Regions from separate parts of the Homo sapiens genome. Here region 1 is linked to region 2. A link is a contact called in ENCODE Hi-C or POLR2A ChIA-PET data. All regions are on one chromosome and are shown on one strand. Each heading gives the region's core, a stretch centred on a gene start or an enhancer-like site at or near the end of the contact. The rest is flanking DNA. Distances are from core to core; before and after follow the strand shown.

Evidence for each region. A loop is a pair of places that touch in the nucleus more often than their neighbours do. ChIA-PET counts read pairs that join two places held with the same protein, here RNA polymerase II (POLR2A). Pooled maps may share reads with other maps.
Region 1: a pooled map shows a loop between it and region 2 (5-fold over the local background). The contact joins the promoter of ELOVL7 here to the enhancer-like site in region 2. A Hi-C loop is called at or near these places in 6 of 50 pooled maps. POLR2A ChIA-PET finds 5 or more read pairs at or near these places in 2 of 52 experiments (MCF 10A and activated CD4-positive, alpha-beta memory T cell).

What each region holds. Positions count from the first base shown.
Region 1 is chr5:60,842,616-60,846,392 of GRCh38, forward strand. ELOVL7 (ELOVL fatty acid elongase 7) reads right to left here and starts at 1,654. Exons shown (of 9, transcript NM_024930.3): 1 at 1,545-1,654. RefSeq lists silencers at 1,326-1,385, 1,396-1,555, 1,576-1,875.
Region 2 is chr5:61,406,469-61,410,490 of GRCh38, forward strand. The region is part of intron 1 of ZSWIM6 (zinc finger SWIM-type containing 6); the gene reads left to right. Among named protein-coding and RNA genes, the nearest start is that of ZSWIM6, 76 kb to the left of the region's middle. RefSeq lists an enhancer at 1,543-2,742 and a silencer at 2,168-2,558. Within about 2 kb of position 2,308, at least 21 of the 41 ENCODE cell types and tissues checked have a DNase peak (open chromatin) inside an H3K27ac peak, as active enhancers do.

The DNA.
Region 1 (3,777 bases), core at 404-2,903, 560 kb before region 2:
ACGGGACTTCAGAAAATAAGGACGAGCAAACGAACTCTAGGTGAGGCAGTGTAGGACAGTGGTTAACAGCTCCAGTGCTGGAGACAGAACCCCAGAGCTGGAATCTCCTACCGCTGAGATGGGTGTGGCCTTGGGCAAGTTACTTAACCTCTCCGTGCCTCAGTTACCTCATCATTAAAATGAGAATAATATTAATATCTACTTCCCAGGATCGTTGTGAAGATTAAAAGCTTTTACACAAGAACTGACATCAGTGCCTGGCACCTAAGCACTGATAAATGTCTGCCACGGGGTGAGGGGTGGATTTTATTTAGTTCTCGGTGACCTTGGGGAGACCAATTTCTGATCAGTAGTACGAAGAGAAACTACAAAGAAAGGGAATGAATAAGCGGGTGCGTGGTAAGAACGCAGAGGCAGCCACCAGGTATCGATGACCCTTTCGGAGCACGTAAGCAATAAAAGTGAGGAATGAAATAAAGGGTAATCCGAGAGCACAGGGTTAAGTGAACATGCTTTCCGAGGGGAGATCGTAGCAAGAGGGAAAAGACCACTGGCGAGGAACTCGGGTCGCTAAAACTGTTCTTCAGTCGACGCGGGACTAACTACACTGGGAGCAGGACAGGTGTAAAGACCCGCTCCTTCCCGTCCCGAGTTCCCCAGGGAGCTCCAAAGAGCGCTCTGTCCGCACCGGGTGAAGTTTGAAACAGCTCTGACTTGAAGGGGGAAAGCCCATTTCCCAACGAACCTGGGAAAGCCCATTTCCCAACGAACCTGGGAAAGCCCATTTCCCAAAGAACCAACGATACCTGGGACGACAAAACAACAGGCTTTCCTGTTTCCATCTCCGGCACGACCTGTTCCACGGCTCTGTATTCATCAGCCTCCTCCCGGCCAGCAGCAGCCACCAAGACAGGATGCGGCTCGGGGAGCCGAAGGGACAGCGCCCCAAGTTCATCTGGCCGCGGGAGCAAAAAAAGCGCCCAAAGGGGAAGGAAGGAAACAGAAAGAAAGGGGCTCCGGAATTTGGGGGGGTGGCTAGCGAGGCCAGACCCCGGAGCTGGGAAAATGACCTCCGCGTCCAAGGTCGAGCAGGTCCTTCTCCCTCCCAGTCCCGCCGGCGAGCACCTCTGCCCCTCCCGCTCCGCTCCGCAGGGCCAGCGCCGCGCGGGACCCCAGTCCAGGCTCCGCTCCGCAGCGCGCCCACCGGGCCCGACCTTCCCTTCGGGATGCTGCCGGGTGGGGGCTCCCGAGAAGGCGCAGGTGAGCGCCGCGGCCCCGCGCTCCGGCGAAAAGGGCCTCGGTCCTCCCCACGCGCAGGCAGCGGGGACAGAACTTCCCAAGCGCCTCCCGAGCCCAGGGAGGGCCTGGCCCCGCTCCCGGGGCCCCCGCACCCGGGTCCCACTTCTCGCGCGCCGCGCCCAAGTTCCTCCATCCGGCCACTCCCGACGCCGTTCCCCTCGGCTCTGCCTCCCTCCCCAGTCTCTTCTCCTCCGCGCGCCGGGAAAGTTTGGCCCCTGCCCGCCGGCCTGGAACCCCGCACTCACCGCACAGGGAGCGGAGCCGAAGCGCCGGGCGCGCGCGGGAGAGAGGGCGGCGACTGGCAGCGCGAGCGCGGAGCTCCTCACAGCGGCCCCCGCTGTCCCGGCCGCCGACTGGGTTGGAAAGGGGAGGAGGCCGCCGGGTGTCACCTGCCCGCTATCCCACCCAGCCGCGTGACGCGCGCAGCGCCGCCCCCTGCCCGCCGCCGCCAGGTGCCCGCCGAGGGCCGGAGGGAGGAGCCGGGGCGGCGCGAGGGGGAGCGGCCGGGAGGGCGGAGGCCGCCCCGGCCTCGCCTCCGCCGCGCGCCCTGACTCTCGGGACTGGGGCCCACCGGCCGCTCTGGGTTAGCGGGGCTGGTCGTGGCACCGATGACCTTTCTTTCCGAGAGCAGATGCCATCACTTGGGGGACATCTCCAGGCTGACATAGCAGAGTGGAAATTGTCGTCATGCGTGACTCATTTGGGAATGAGCAGTAGAAAAATCCGAAATGAGGAAAACCTAGCTGAGGCTGGAGGCGGAGAAAAAGGGGACTCCTTGCTTCTGAAAGGGTATTGGGAGGGTTAATTCGCATCTGAAATGGAAGCCAGACCAAGAGGAGAAGGCCCTGGGAGGGGAAGGCCGACTTGGTTCAGCTCCATCCCCTGCTTATAAGGAATAAGAAACTAGAGAATTGAGGCAGCCTGGGGGGCATGGGGAGAGGACTTTTAGAGCAATGAAGATTAGATTGTATATCATCTAACTTTGTTTCTGGTAACAGCAACTGCTGCAGGAAAAAAAGTCTAGAAAATTCATTTCTCGTTACCTACTGTTGGATTGGAAAGTGGGGGTGGGGATGAGCGTTCGGAGTGTGCACCTGCGCTTGGTTTATTTATTTTTTAAACGTACCTGGCCTTGTGTCTGGTAATGATCCTCCTAATCGCTGGTATGATTTGGATCATCAATAGCTGAAAGGCAAAATAGGGGCCTAGAGAAGTTCCCTGCTTCTGAGGCAAAACCAAAGGCTGGTGTTGAACTGTCCAGAAACCTAAAAAACAATAATCATTTTTAGTTGCAGTCCTGACCCAACCACCTCACAAATGTGGGCTTTGAGTTTGTATTGCGAGTTCTCAGCATGGAATCAAGAAACACAAAAAGGGGCTGGGAGCGTCAGGACCACCAGAGAGGATGGGTAGGGAGAAAAAAAAAATTGGGGTGTCGGAAGCATATTTTCCTCACATGTAGGGATTGCCTTCGGCAGCTTAATCCCACTACATTAAACAAGAGGTTTTAATGTTTTTATGTAAAACTTCGAAAGTGTCCATTGAAAGAAAAGCAAAAAAAAAAAAAAAAAAAAAAAAAAAAGCTTAAATTGCAAAGAATCTCGAAGTCAAAAAAACTAAAGATTTCTCCTTTCTTTTAGATAACTTTGCTTTCATATTAAAAACAGATCATTTAGTAGACTTAGGAAGTCTTTTGGGAACGGGAGACAATTGCCTAATGATACTAGCCTTTGAGTCTATCACAATTTACCATTTATATATACTTATGAAATTTCAAATATGCAGAAGCTCAAATGGATTCATTTATTTAACAAATACTGGAGTGCTGCTATGTTCCAGGCCCTGAAGTTTCAATAGATAACAAATTCCCCGTTCTCAGGGACTATACGTTCATTCTAGTTGGAGATGACAGACAATACATGAATAAAGAAGTAAAAAAAATGTAGTGTTCAGCCAGGCGCAGTGGCTCACGCTTGTAATCCCAGCACTTTGGGAGGCCGAGGCGGGCAGATCGTGAGGTCAGGAGTTCGAGACCAGACTGTGCAATACAGTGAAACGCCGTCTCTACTAAAAATACAAAAATTAGCCGAGTGTGGTGGTGCGTGCCTGTAGTCCCAACGACTTGGGAGGCTGAGGCAGGAGAGTCGCTTGAACCTGGGAGACAGAGGTTGCAGTGAGCAGAGATCTCGCCACTGCACTCCTCCAGCCTGGGCGACAGAGCTAGACTCTGTCTCAAAAAAAAAAAAGAGGAAAAAAAAGAAAAAAAATGTGATGTTCAGGGTTTGATAAGTGCTATGAAGAAAAATAAAGAAGGGAAGGGGATGGAGACTTTTGGAGGTGGGGAGTTGTGTTAAATGTTAAAGTGGTTAGGGAAGGCCCCAGTGGAAGCAGGCATTTCAGCCCAGATTTTGAACAGGTAAGGTGACACACCTGTGTGCCTATCCAGTAACAGCATTCCACTCAAAGGGAATGGCAAGG
Region 2 (4,022 bases), core at 1,058-3,557:
TTAAAGAATATATTAAAAGGCAAAGTTGTCTACAGTCAGTATCAAAATTTTGTTTTAACAATGTTTTCAACATTTTACATCTTTCTGGTAATTTTATGAAGTCTCTGAAGACTAAAATCTGTCATAATTAGTCAGAAGTAATATTTCCGAGTAGGTATTTACTTTCAAAAAGCCTAAGTCTTTAAAGGTGGCATATGATACTATAATTTATCTCAGAAATCTTTTATTTATTTATTTATTTATTTATTTATTTATTTATTTTGAGACAGAGTCTTGCTCTGTCACCCAGGCTGGAGTGCAGTGACATGATCTCGGCTCTCTGCAGCCTCTGCCTCCCGGGTTCAAGCGATTCTCCTGCCTCAGCCTCCTGAGTAGCTGGGATTACAGGTGCCTGCCACCATGCCTGCCTAATTTTTGTATTTTTAGTAGAGACGGTGTTTTGCCATGTTGGCCAGGCTGGTCTCGAACTCCTGACTTCAGGTGATCCACCCACCTCAGCCTCCCAAAGTGCTGGGATTACAGGCGTGAGCCATTGCACCCGGCCTCTCAGAAATCTTAAAAAGGATTTAGTTTCATTTAAAAATAACAAACACAGTTCCCCAAATCTGAAATTTAGTTATTGAAACTGGACCATGTTGTCCATGGAAAACATATCTTACTTTATACCAGATTTTAAAATTAACACTGGTGTAAGTGCAGCCTAAAATTCCTCTGAGCCCCACTTTTACATAAGAAAAATTATTGAATATGATAAAGGTAGCATTTCCAATCAGTGAGAAAAGATAGGTTATTCAATTTGTGTTGGGACTAGTGGATATATATCTAGGAAAAAAAGTACAGACTCTAAATATTGAAAGGTAAAACTGAAAACATAAAAATATTTGAAGAAATCACTGGAAAATTATTCTACAAACTGCATGGGGAATGACAGTCTGTGATAATAGTAACCAAGAACCATGAAAGAATAGATTGGTAACAATTCAGCTACATAAAAATCCCTAAATTTCTCTATGGCAGAAACCATGAAACAGATAAATTTACCAAACTGGAAAAAATTTTCACAAATCATGTCACAAAGAGCTAATTTTCTTAAAATATATAAAAAAGATCTTTCAAAGTGTCATACACAAAACACTGCTTTTCGAAAAACATAAGCTCCTACAAAGCAGTAAGAAAATGATGAACAAATAGAAAAATGGGCAAAGGTGATGATTTAACAGTTCACAGAGAAATACAAATGGCTTCTAAAATATATAAAAAGATGCCCAACTTCGTTCATAATATGAAAAATGTAAATTAAGACTACACTAAGATACAATTTTTCACAGATCTGTTTTCTAAAAATAAAATAAGCTTGAGAGAGAGCCTCTTATCTGAATTCTGGGACAGCCTGATTTGCATGAGGGAAATAGGCATCCTCCTGCACTGCTGGTGGGAGGGTAAAGGTACAGTCTCAGTGGAGGACAGTTTGCTGTTACCTCTCAGAATTACAAATGCATGTGTTTGTTTTGATGTAGCAATTTCCCATCTAGGAATTTATTCTTGAAAGACAGTCATACAAGATTTTCACACCAGCATTATTTGTAATAGCAAAAAGATGGGAAATTACCTAAATGCTCATATATAGGGGACTGCTAAATTGTGGAATTCCATGCAATTCTAAAAAAGAATAAGGAAGCAAAGTAGAGAACATTATGTATAGAGTTTACCATTTTAAAAAGGAGAAAATAGAATATATGTGTATTTCCTTATGTATCACTAAAATACTTCTGGGTGAATACAAGAGAAGTAACAATTTATCATGGGATGAGAACAGGGCAACTGAGGGACGAAGTTGGAGGGAGATTTTGTCACTGTGTACCCTTTTGTTTTGGACCATTTGAAGCTATTGTCTCTTGACAATAATTTCAAGAAGATAAATTATGAAGGAGGGGGTCTAAAAAAGCTTTAAAATACGTTGTTTTAATAAAATGTTTTAATTTCTTTGCTTGAAAATTAACATTGCTTTAAGGGGGAAACAGCAGTTTAGGGGGAGCAAGTGCATTTAATTAAATTGCCTCTTCAGCAGTATTAAAAATCAGTCAGTTGTAAATTGGTGAGGAATATATTAAAACCCTATGGGAGACCAAGTTCTGAAGTTTGCTTCGAAGTTCGACCAGGAAAAGAAGGGGTTAAAGGTGTGATGCAGGTAAAGGAAGGGTTAAGGGCATTATGCAAGCTGTTAAATAAAAAGGAAGTGCATTACAAAATGCTGAGCTCAGGAGTCTGGCTGCCAGCCAAACCTTTGCTTTCCTCACTACAGCTGAGGGCTTTCGAAGCTTCCCACCAGTGGGTTTGTCTGAACTGTTTAGGAATGCGGCCGCGGTCGCCAGCTGACGTCAGCGCCGCCGGTTCAGCCGCAGGCCAGAGTCAGAGACTGACAGCGCGAGGGGCGGGGTTGGGAGTCAGGATGGGGCGAGGCCTGCGTGTGACTGATGGCGCGGGGGCGGGGCGGCGTGTGTGTGACTGACCCGACCGCGCAGAGGCGGGGTGGCACAAGATTTGCGTTTCCTTGATGACTTCTAAATTATGATTATAGATTTTCTTTGTAATGAGGGGAAAGGTTTTTTTTTTTTTTTTTTTTTTTCCCGTTTTTGAAATCCAGGCCTCTGTATTGCTTCACTTTAGGTATTAAGTATAAGCACAAAATTAAATGTAACACATACCAAATTGTCCAACTTCAAAGGCCATTTTGTTTTTGTTTTTGTTTCTGAGAACGAGGGGGCCACAGTAAAAACTTTGGTGATTTTTACCAGTGGAGGGGCTAGGGAGGTGATTTTTGCTGTTTAAGGAGGTTCTCAAATTTACTTACCTGCAGTCCATTTTCATTTCAGAATTGCTACCAGAAAGAAATTGTAAAAGTTTTCAAGCATGATTTTGTAAAGCAAAAGATCAAAAAAGGAGAGAAATTATGTGGAAAATTGGCAAGATTAATTATATCTCTATTAAGACCACCTTTGCGCAAGATAGTTTTGGGTTATTACTGCTGATTTTCAGCCTTTAAAGAAAAATGTGGGTTCTTGGTAGCAACTTACAAGGATGGTGTTTAGAGCTATAGTTCCCCCTTCTCCACCATACCCTGTTTTCTTGATGGTTAATTTTACTTTTAAAAACATTTGTATTTCTTGACTATTTATTAATTAGATCATTTTGCTTAGTCATACCTAAGAGTTTTGTTAGTCTTCGGTTTCTTAGTTGTATGAGTCAGAGTCAGGAATGCAAATTTATTAGCTTTTTGTGGAGAGGGATATGTGGGATGGTGAGAGCTGCGGGTGGGTAAGCATGGAGTGCAATACCAGTTCATAGACAAGGATCTAAAAGGAGCCATTAAGCTCCATGGAAAACATTGTTACTTGATCAGGCCAGTAAAGGAAGACTATTTTGAGTAGCTACTGAAGTTATCTGATAGTTAATTTAATTGATTTGAGTAACTCTTTCAGGGACCCCAGATTTGTAAAAGTGGCACTGTTGTGACTTTTGATAAAGGGAGTTTTAGCCTTTCATGAGAGGAAGCCTTGGACTTATTTGTCCTTCATGTTGAGAAGCTTCCGTATGATCTTCATGGTTTCCTTAGGCACAATCACTGTGATTTCACCTATGTATAGCAGCCCAACTAAGGTGAAGTCAGCATATAGACCAGGAAGATACAAAACTACGAAAACTCAGGACCAGCCTTGGCAAAAGGCAACATGTGTAGCCCTAAATTACCCCGGTACTCTAGTGCTCAGCCCCACATTGACAATTGCACAGAATTTAAGTGTTCTGAGTTTGTGAATAGTATTGTAATAATGGATGTATTTCCTTTTTTTTTTTTTTTTTTTCAGACGGAGTCTCACTCTGTTGCCAGGCTGGAGTGCAGTGGTGCGATCTCGGCTCACTGCAACCTCTGACTCCCTGGTTCAGGCGATTCTCCTGCCTCAGCCTCCCGAGTAGCTGGGATTACAGGCACGTGCCACCATGCCTGGCTAATTTTTGTATTTTTA